2 separate regions of the Homo sapiens genome follow, and region 2 is linked to region 1. Evidence: chromatin contacts called from ENCODE Hi-C or POLR2A ChIA-PET data. All regions are on one chromosome and are shown on one strand. The core of a region is the stretch at or near the end of the contact, and the rest is flanking DNA. Distances in the headings are between cores, read along the strand shown.

The links. Hi-C counts contacts between places; a loop is a spot of excess contacts on that map. ChIA-PET counts read pairs that join two places held with the same protein, here RNA polymerase II (POLR2A). Pooled maps may share reads with other maps.
Region 2: a pooled map shows a loop between it and region 1 (4-fold over the local background). The contact joins the promoter of DRC10 here to the promoter of PPTC7 in region 1. A Hi-C loop is called at or near these places in 4 of 50 pooled maps. POLR2A ChIA-PET finds 5 or more read pairs at or near these places in 2 of 52 experiments (GM12878 and activated T-cell).

Annotation. Positions count from the first base shown.
Region 1 is chr12:110,581,393-110,584,878 of GRCh38, forward strand. PPTC7 (protein phosphatase targeting COQ7) reads right to left here and starts at 1,926. Exons shown (of 6, transcript NM_139283.2): 1 at 1,417-1,926. The coding sequence starts at 1,639. RefSeq lists silencers at 1,559-1,708, 1,749-2,078.
Region 2 is chr12:113,219,445-113,222,930 of GRCh38, forward strand. It overlaps DRC10 (dynein regulatory complex subunit 10), which reads right to left and starts at 1,650. Exons shown (of 5, transcript NM_001330452.2): 1 at 1,553-1,650. TPCN1 (two pore segment channel 1) reads left to right here and starts at 2,020. Exons shown (of 28, transcript NM_017901.6): 1 at 2,020-2,182. RefSeq lists an enhancer at 1,249-1,398.

The DNA.
Region 1 (3,486 bases), core at 676-3,175:
GACAGAGGTAGACTCCGTCTGAAAAAAAAAAACGCAGCACAGGTCACAAGCTCATTGAGTGAGGCACTTCTAAATGTATCAGGGAAGACAGCCACTGACAGCTGACTTCGGGGTGGATTTGTACAATTTCAATCTGCAAGCTGCAGGACCTTTCTAAGTCTCCCTCTCATGTTAATATCAATAGCGTTGCCTAAACATTAAATGCTTTTTCTTCAACCCAGGTAATGGGGTCATTCATAAATTAAACTGAGAACAACCTTTCCAGTCCCATGTTCACAAACACTACATGTAGTAGAACCAAAGATACTAGGCAATTATTCTGAGATCAGATTAAAAAATAATTACTGTCATAAAAAAGTTACAGAATCATTTGTTCCAATGCCAAACTCTGCCTCAGCATATGAAATTTAAAGTAACCAAAAACTTAGTCTCACCTGGGAAGGGAAATCAAAGTGACATTTGAACCCAAGTTCAATGACAACACGTCCTTCAATTTCAAAGCGAGCGCATTGCTTTATTCATTCAAAGAGTTTTAACGGCACAATATCCCATAGCATACACAAAATCTCCTAAGGCGTACATTATGGTAAAGTTTCTGACTGCTTGTGAACTATATTTAGCCCTTTCTGCCAGCTCTCTCCGTAGTCTCCCACCCCCAAAAGGTATAACTGGAATAGGCCTCAGGGAGCACCTGTGGCCTGAAAAGGCTGTGACCAATCCTCAGAGCTTTACCGGCTGCAATCTACAAGTAGGCTCGACCATTCTATTTTGGATCAAGGAGACTCTGCCAACCCCCAAGTGACCGCAAGTGGACAAGATCAATTTGGGAGAAAACGCTGTGAGGGTTTTTTCGCCAAGCCAGCAGCCCCCACCGCCACACTCCGAAAAGGGTGAAGATTTGGTTACCATCCAGGCGGCGAAAGAATACGGCCGGGCTGTCTGGGGGCTCACGACTGCCTGTCGGCCGGCGATCCCGCAGCCTGGGCCGGGCTGTGGTGTCGGGAGCACGCGAAGAGGCAGGGATCCCCGGGGCATGCGGAGAGGGAACCAGAACGAGGTTAGGAGCCTGCAGGTGTCGCCCAGGGAGGGGACGAGGTCGCCCAGGGCTGGCACGGCCGAGTGAGACCGAGAGTGTGGCTCTGGACTCGGACAGACCGGTCACACTCTCGGGTTGTGACCTTGAGCACACGACTTGACCGCTGTGCGCCTTAGTTTCCTCCTCTCTAAAATGGGGGTCGTTCAAGCGGAAAACGCGCCTCGGAGCGCTTGGCACGGCGCCTGGCGCATAGTAAGCGCTCCCTCCATGTGAGCGCTCTGGCTCCTTTCGCCGCCGGGAGGAACTGGGGAAGCCCCGCGCGGGGAGTCCCCGGGAGGCGGATCCGAGGCTGGGGCAAGGGAACCGGGTCGGGGACTCACCGAGCACGTCCGCGGAACGGTGCCGGGCCACGAAGCACGCGTCGTCCCCGTAGCACGCGCCCTTCTTGAGGAGGCCCTTACGGAAGTCCTTCCCGAAGCCGCAGCCGGCCGTCACCAGTCCGTAGTCGCCGCCGCCGCCGCCGCCGGCCCTGGGGTCGGTCTGCGAGAGGCCGCCGAGCACGGCGCGGGCCACCAGCCGCCCGTACGAGAGGACCGAGAACATCGCCGCCGCCGCCCCCCCGAGGAGGCGGGGGGCCGGGGGAGCAGGAGGACGCGGAGGCCCGGAGCCGGCTCTCTCCTCAGCCGCAGTCGCGCCGCCGCTGGGGCGCTCCTCAGGGCGGCGCGCAGTGGCCGCCGCCGCCCCTGCCCGACGCGCGGGGCCTCGCACGCGCTCAGCCGCGCGCACCGGAGCCAGAGCGAGGTCAGAAGCGGCGGCTCCTCCGCCTCAGCCCAACTGAAGTCCCGGCTGCAGCGGCCGCCGCCGCCGCCGCCATCTTCCGCTCCACTAGCGTGTTCCGGGCGGTGCCGGCAGCACCGCCCCCTCCCTGGCCCTGCCCCTAGCCCCGCCCCGATTCACCGCTCAGGCCCAAGCCCAGCCCCTTGGGCTCGCTGCCTTATGCAGTCACCAAGGTTGAACATGCGCAGAGGGTGCGGACGCAGTGTCTCTTGGGAATTATAGTCCCGGAGTCGTAGTCACTTTTGACTTGGCTGCCAAAGATTTAGGACCTAGGGGGATTCCTCAGACGCGGGACCTATGTTAAGTTAGTAGGAATTGCAGGTGGGCCACGTGAGGGTTTTCTACCCTGTTTTAACCGTATCTTTTAAAGCCTGTTTTAAATAAATAACGCCACCATTCCTTTAAACAAAAACCTGCAAGAAACCAGAATGGAGTCACATAATGAGAAACAGAGGTACACAGATCTAGTGACACCTCCCCAAGTAATATACTGGAAGGATTTAGGGCGGCAAACTGTTTGGAAAGAAGAGACTTTTTGTAGTCTTTTAGGAAAAATTGAGAAAATGTTATGTGTCCCTATCAGAGTGGGAGGGGACACAGATGGTGTCATGTCCCTTTTGCTAACTGGCCTCTAGCCATGCTCACAGCTGTCTCAAGACCTTTGCCCTTGCTTTCGCTTCTACCCTTTGGAATGTAATTCGTTTACCTGAGGGTCCTGTGTTTTCTGTTGCTGTATCCCCAGAACACGTGAGCACCCAGTAAATATGTGAATGAATGAAAGAATGAATGAATATTTCACTAGATTCTAAGTTTCCCAAGGACAAGGATCATTTGCTGCTCAATTATTAGAATCTAAAGCAATGCCTGGCACACAGTAGGAGAGTGTGTAAATGTCTGTGGAATAAAAGAAGGAATAATGGGCTGGGCGTGGTGGCTCACACCTGTAATCCCAGCACTTTGGAAGGCCGAGGTGGGCAGATCACTTGAGGTCAGGAGTTCAACACCAGCCTGGCCAACATGGTCTCTACTGAAAATACAAAAAAAAATTAGCTGGGCTTGGTGACAAACGATTGTAATGCCAGCTACTCAGGAGGCTGAGACAGGAGAATCGCTTGAACCTGGGAGGCAGAGGTTGCAGTGAGCCGAGACAGCGCCACTGCATTCCAGCCTGGGAGACAGAGCTGGACTCCATCTCAAAAAAAAAAAAAGGAAGGAGTAATGGAATAAGAACACAAATGATAAAAGAAAGTCATGTTTGTTGAATACAGGAATGATTGAGTGAATGGGGTTCACAAACAACAGAAAATGAGCTTTGGGGCAAGTAATTCAATTTAGAGTAATTTTTAGTTTGATTGAAACATATATTTCTCAGAAACAGCAGTCTTTTTCTAGTTCACTTTTAACAAGACCATTGTTACTTTGGGGATTCCCACCTCGTTTTTAAATGGTCCTTTTTTATGCTTTCTTAATATATTTAAAATGCTGCCAACTATCAACTCAACACATATTATTCCGTTATCCTAATTACTGTCATCATTAAACACTTTTGCAGTTCACAGTGTGCCAAGTACTGTCTATATATATGTTTCTGTCTTTAAGAGCTTTCATCAAAA
Region 2 (3,486 bases), core at 400-2,899, 2.6 Mb after region 1:
CTACATGATGATACTTGGTATTGTCTTTTTGATTTTTAAATGTCTACTCAACTCTTTTGCCCATTAAAAAAATTGAGTTGTCCTCTTATTGAGTTATAAGAGTTATTTTTATATTCTATATACAACTCTTTTATGACACATGATTTGCAAATATTTCCTCCATGTCTGTGTCTGTGGCTGATCTTTTCATTTTCTTATGAAAATATCTTTTGAACCTCAAAGTTTTTTTTTTATATATTTTTTTGAGACAGGGTTTTTCGCTCTGTCGCCCAGGCTGGAGTGCAGTAGTGCAATCATGGCTCACCGCAACCTCCGCCTCTTGCGATCAAGCAATTCTCCCACCTCAGCCTTATTTATTTATTTATTTATTTATTTATTTTTTGAGCTGGAGTCTCGCTCTATCACCCAGACTGGAGTGCAGTGGCACGATCTCGGCTCGCTGCAACCTCCACCACCCGGGTTCAAGAAATTCTCCCGCTCAGCCTCCTGAGTAGCTGGGATCACAGGCACACGCCACCAGGCCCGGCTAATTTTTGTATTTTTAGTAGAGACAGGGTTTCACCATGTTGGCCAGGCTAGTCGCAAACTCCTGGCCTCAGGTGATCTGCTGGCCCAGGTGATCTGCTGGCCTCGGCCTCCCAAAGTGCTGGGATTACAGGCTGAGCCACCGCGCCCGGCCCTTAGCCTCATTTAATCATCACAAGAAACTCTCTGTCTTCAGTAGGTACAATGAGATCACATCTTAAGGATGGAGATGGGAGTTAAATTCCAAAGTTAGGATAAAGGCAAAAGTGGTGTAATAAAAATTACCTAATTTATTTATTTATTTGAGACAGAGTCTTGCTCTGTTGCCCGGGCTGGAGTGCAATGGCGCTATCTTGGCTTACTGCAACCTAAGTCTCCCGGGTTCAAGTGATTCTCGTGCCTTAGCCTCCCGAGTAGTTGGGATTACAGGTGCGCCTCCATGCTCAGCTAATTTTTGTATTTTCAGTAGAGATGGGGTTTCACCATACTGGCTAGGCTGGCCTAGAACTCCTGACCTCAAGTGATCTGCCCGCCTCGGCCTCCCAAAGTGCTGGGATTACAGGCGTGAGCCACCATGCTCGGCAAAAACAACAACAACAACAACAAAACAAACAAACAAAACTACCTAATTTAAACACTGAAGTGAGATTGCCTGCTCACCGAGGAACGTATGGCCGTTGGGTGAAATGGGAGGGGACTTATAAACTCCCCTCCCACCCACAGCTCCCATGTTTGACTTGAAATAAGTTAACTACGATATGACTCTGCTTGACTGTTGTCCTCCTCGTTTTAGGGATGAGGGAGTGGAGCCATGAAGTGGGCAGGTAGAAGGGCAGAATGGAGGCCGGCTCCCTGCAGGTTGTGGAGCGAAAGGTCCAGACTAAGGCAGGAGCTGAGGGACAGGGTCCTGAAGCTGAGACGAGATCGCAGCGGGGGCTTCTAATTCCTCAGGGAGCCAAAGGACAGAGGGCTGAACCCTATTCCACATCTCCCCCGATCCGCGACCCTTTCCCAACTGGCTACTCACCTGCTCTGACCGCTCCAGGTTTCCCTAGCCACAGTTACCGCCGCGGTCCCTGCGTTGCTAGGTTACCCGCCAATCTCAGAAGGCGAGACTCGGTGTCTGACTGACCTTTCTTTTCACCATTCAATTTATTGTTCCGCTCAGTTGTCCCCACCTCCTGAAGTCTGACCAATCAGAAGCACCGCCATTTTGACCTTTCACCAATGGAAAGACTTGGGACTCCCTCTGGGTTGGACTCAACGAGTAAGGCGGGGAACAAGGGAGGAGTAAGGGGCGTGGATTCTTCGTCCCGCCCCTTCTTAAGGAGGCGGGCAGGGAGTACCGCATCGGCGGCGGGCGAGACCTGCGGAAGGACGTGATAGTTGGCCAATCAGAGTTCATCACGGTAGCCCAGTTAGCCAGTAGGACGCTGTGAAGGGGAAATGGGGCGGGGCCAGCGGGGTTGAGAGGACGGTAGGCGGTGGATAGGAGAGCTGGCGCAGCTGCCCTGGTGGCAGTGGCTGAAGTGGCGGCGGCTTCGGCGGCTGCGGCGGCTGCAACAGCTTCGGGCTCGGGGTTTTGGCGGCGGCGCCGGCGGGCTAGGCTGCGCGGTGCGGACCCCGGCGCGCGGTCCGGGTTGCTGGGGCGGCGCGTGTAAGAATCCGAGGGATGCGACGGCTTGGCCCGAGGGAGAGGGCAGGGATCAGGGGTCAGAGGACGCGGAGTAAGGGGTTGCGGCGCAGCACTCTGGTGTGGGAGGTGGGCCGTACGGGCCCAGAGGGGGCGCAGGGAAGTCTCCACCGCGCTTCTCTCCGTCCAGCCCGGGCCGGGGCTTTGCACCCTCTCTCCTCGCCCCCGACTTCTTAGGGCGACCCTCACGTGGGCTCCCAGCCAGGGGCTGGGAGCACGTGGAGCTGGAGCCAGCTGTCCTGCCTCCTTCTTCCTCCCTCCCTCGCTCTTCTCCCTGGCGCCCTTAGGTGACCCCACAGGAGTCTTGTGCCTGGGTCAGGCTGCCCCAGCGGACAGCGGGATGGTAGCTGAACCTCTTCCCCTAGGCCCTTTCCCCAGCGCTGGCCAGTTGGGTCCTCTGTAGAGGCAGAAGCAAAGCCCGCGGAGGGAACACTGGACCAGGACGCAGGAGTCCCGGGTTCTAGCCCTACTCCTCCACTGTGTGACCTTGGGCAAGTCTCTTCCCCTCTCTGGGCCTCATTTTTGTCTGTCTGGAAAAATGACGTGTTTGAATTCAAATCAGGGGACTGGTTCTAGTCGTAGGTGTATATAGGGTAATGGTTAAGCAGGCAGGGTCCCTGATTCAGACTGCCTGGGTTGAAACTTATAAAAGGCAAGTTAACCACTCCAAGCTTCAATTTCCTCATTCCTAAAGTGGGGATATTAGCTAAGATAGGATTTTTCAACAGCAGCTCAGTTGACATTTTGAGCCACATAATTCTGTTTCGGGAGGTCTCACCTGTGCATTGAAGCAAGTTCAGTGGCATACCTGGACTCCACCCACCAGCAATCCCCCCACTCCCAAGTTGTGACAGTCAAGATGTCTCCAGACATTGCCGATGTCCCCATGGGGGCAAAAATCACCCCAGTTGAAAGCCAGTGGGCAAAGGCAGTACAGGCAGGCAAGCAGTCATATATTAAACAGTTAAACAACCGTGTTGAAGCATTTGAATGCGAGGACTTTAATCTATGGTGGCAGATATCATGAAAATTATGCATGAACAACCCCCCTGCCTCTTTTTTTTTAGCTCATCATTAATGGTAGTGTATTTTATGTGTGGCCCAAGATAGTTCTTCCAGCGTGGCCCAGGGAAGCCAAAAGGTTGGACAGCCGTGAGTTAAAACATAGAAACCACTAGCCATTATGATAATGGTAACATTAAGAAACCTCTTCTCTGTGAGTTAATAAATTCTCCTGCCTTCAAAGTAAACATGGGAGATAATTGTCA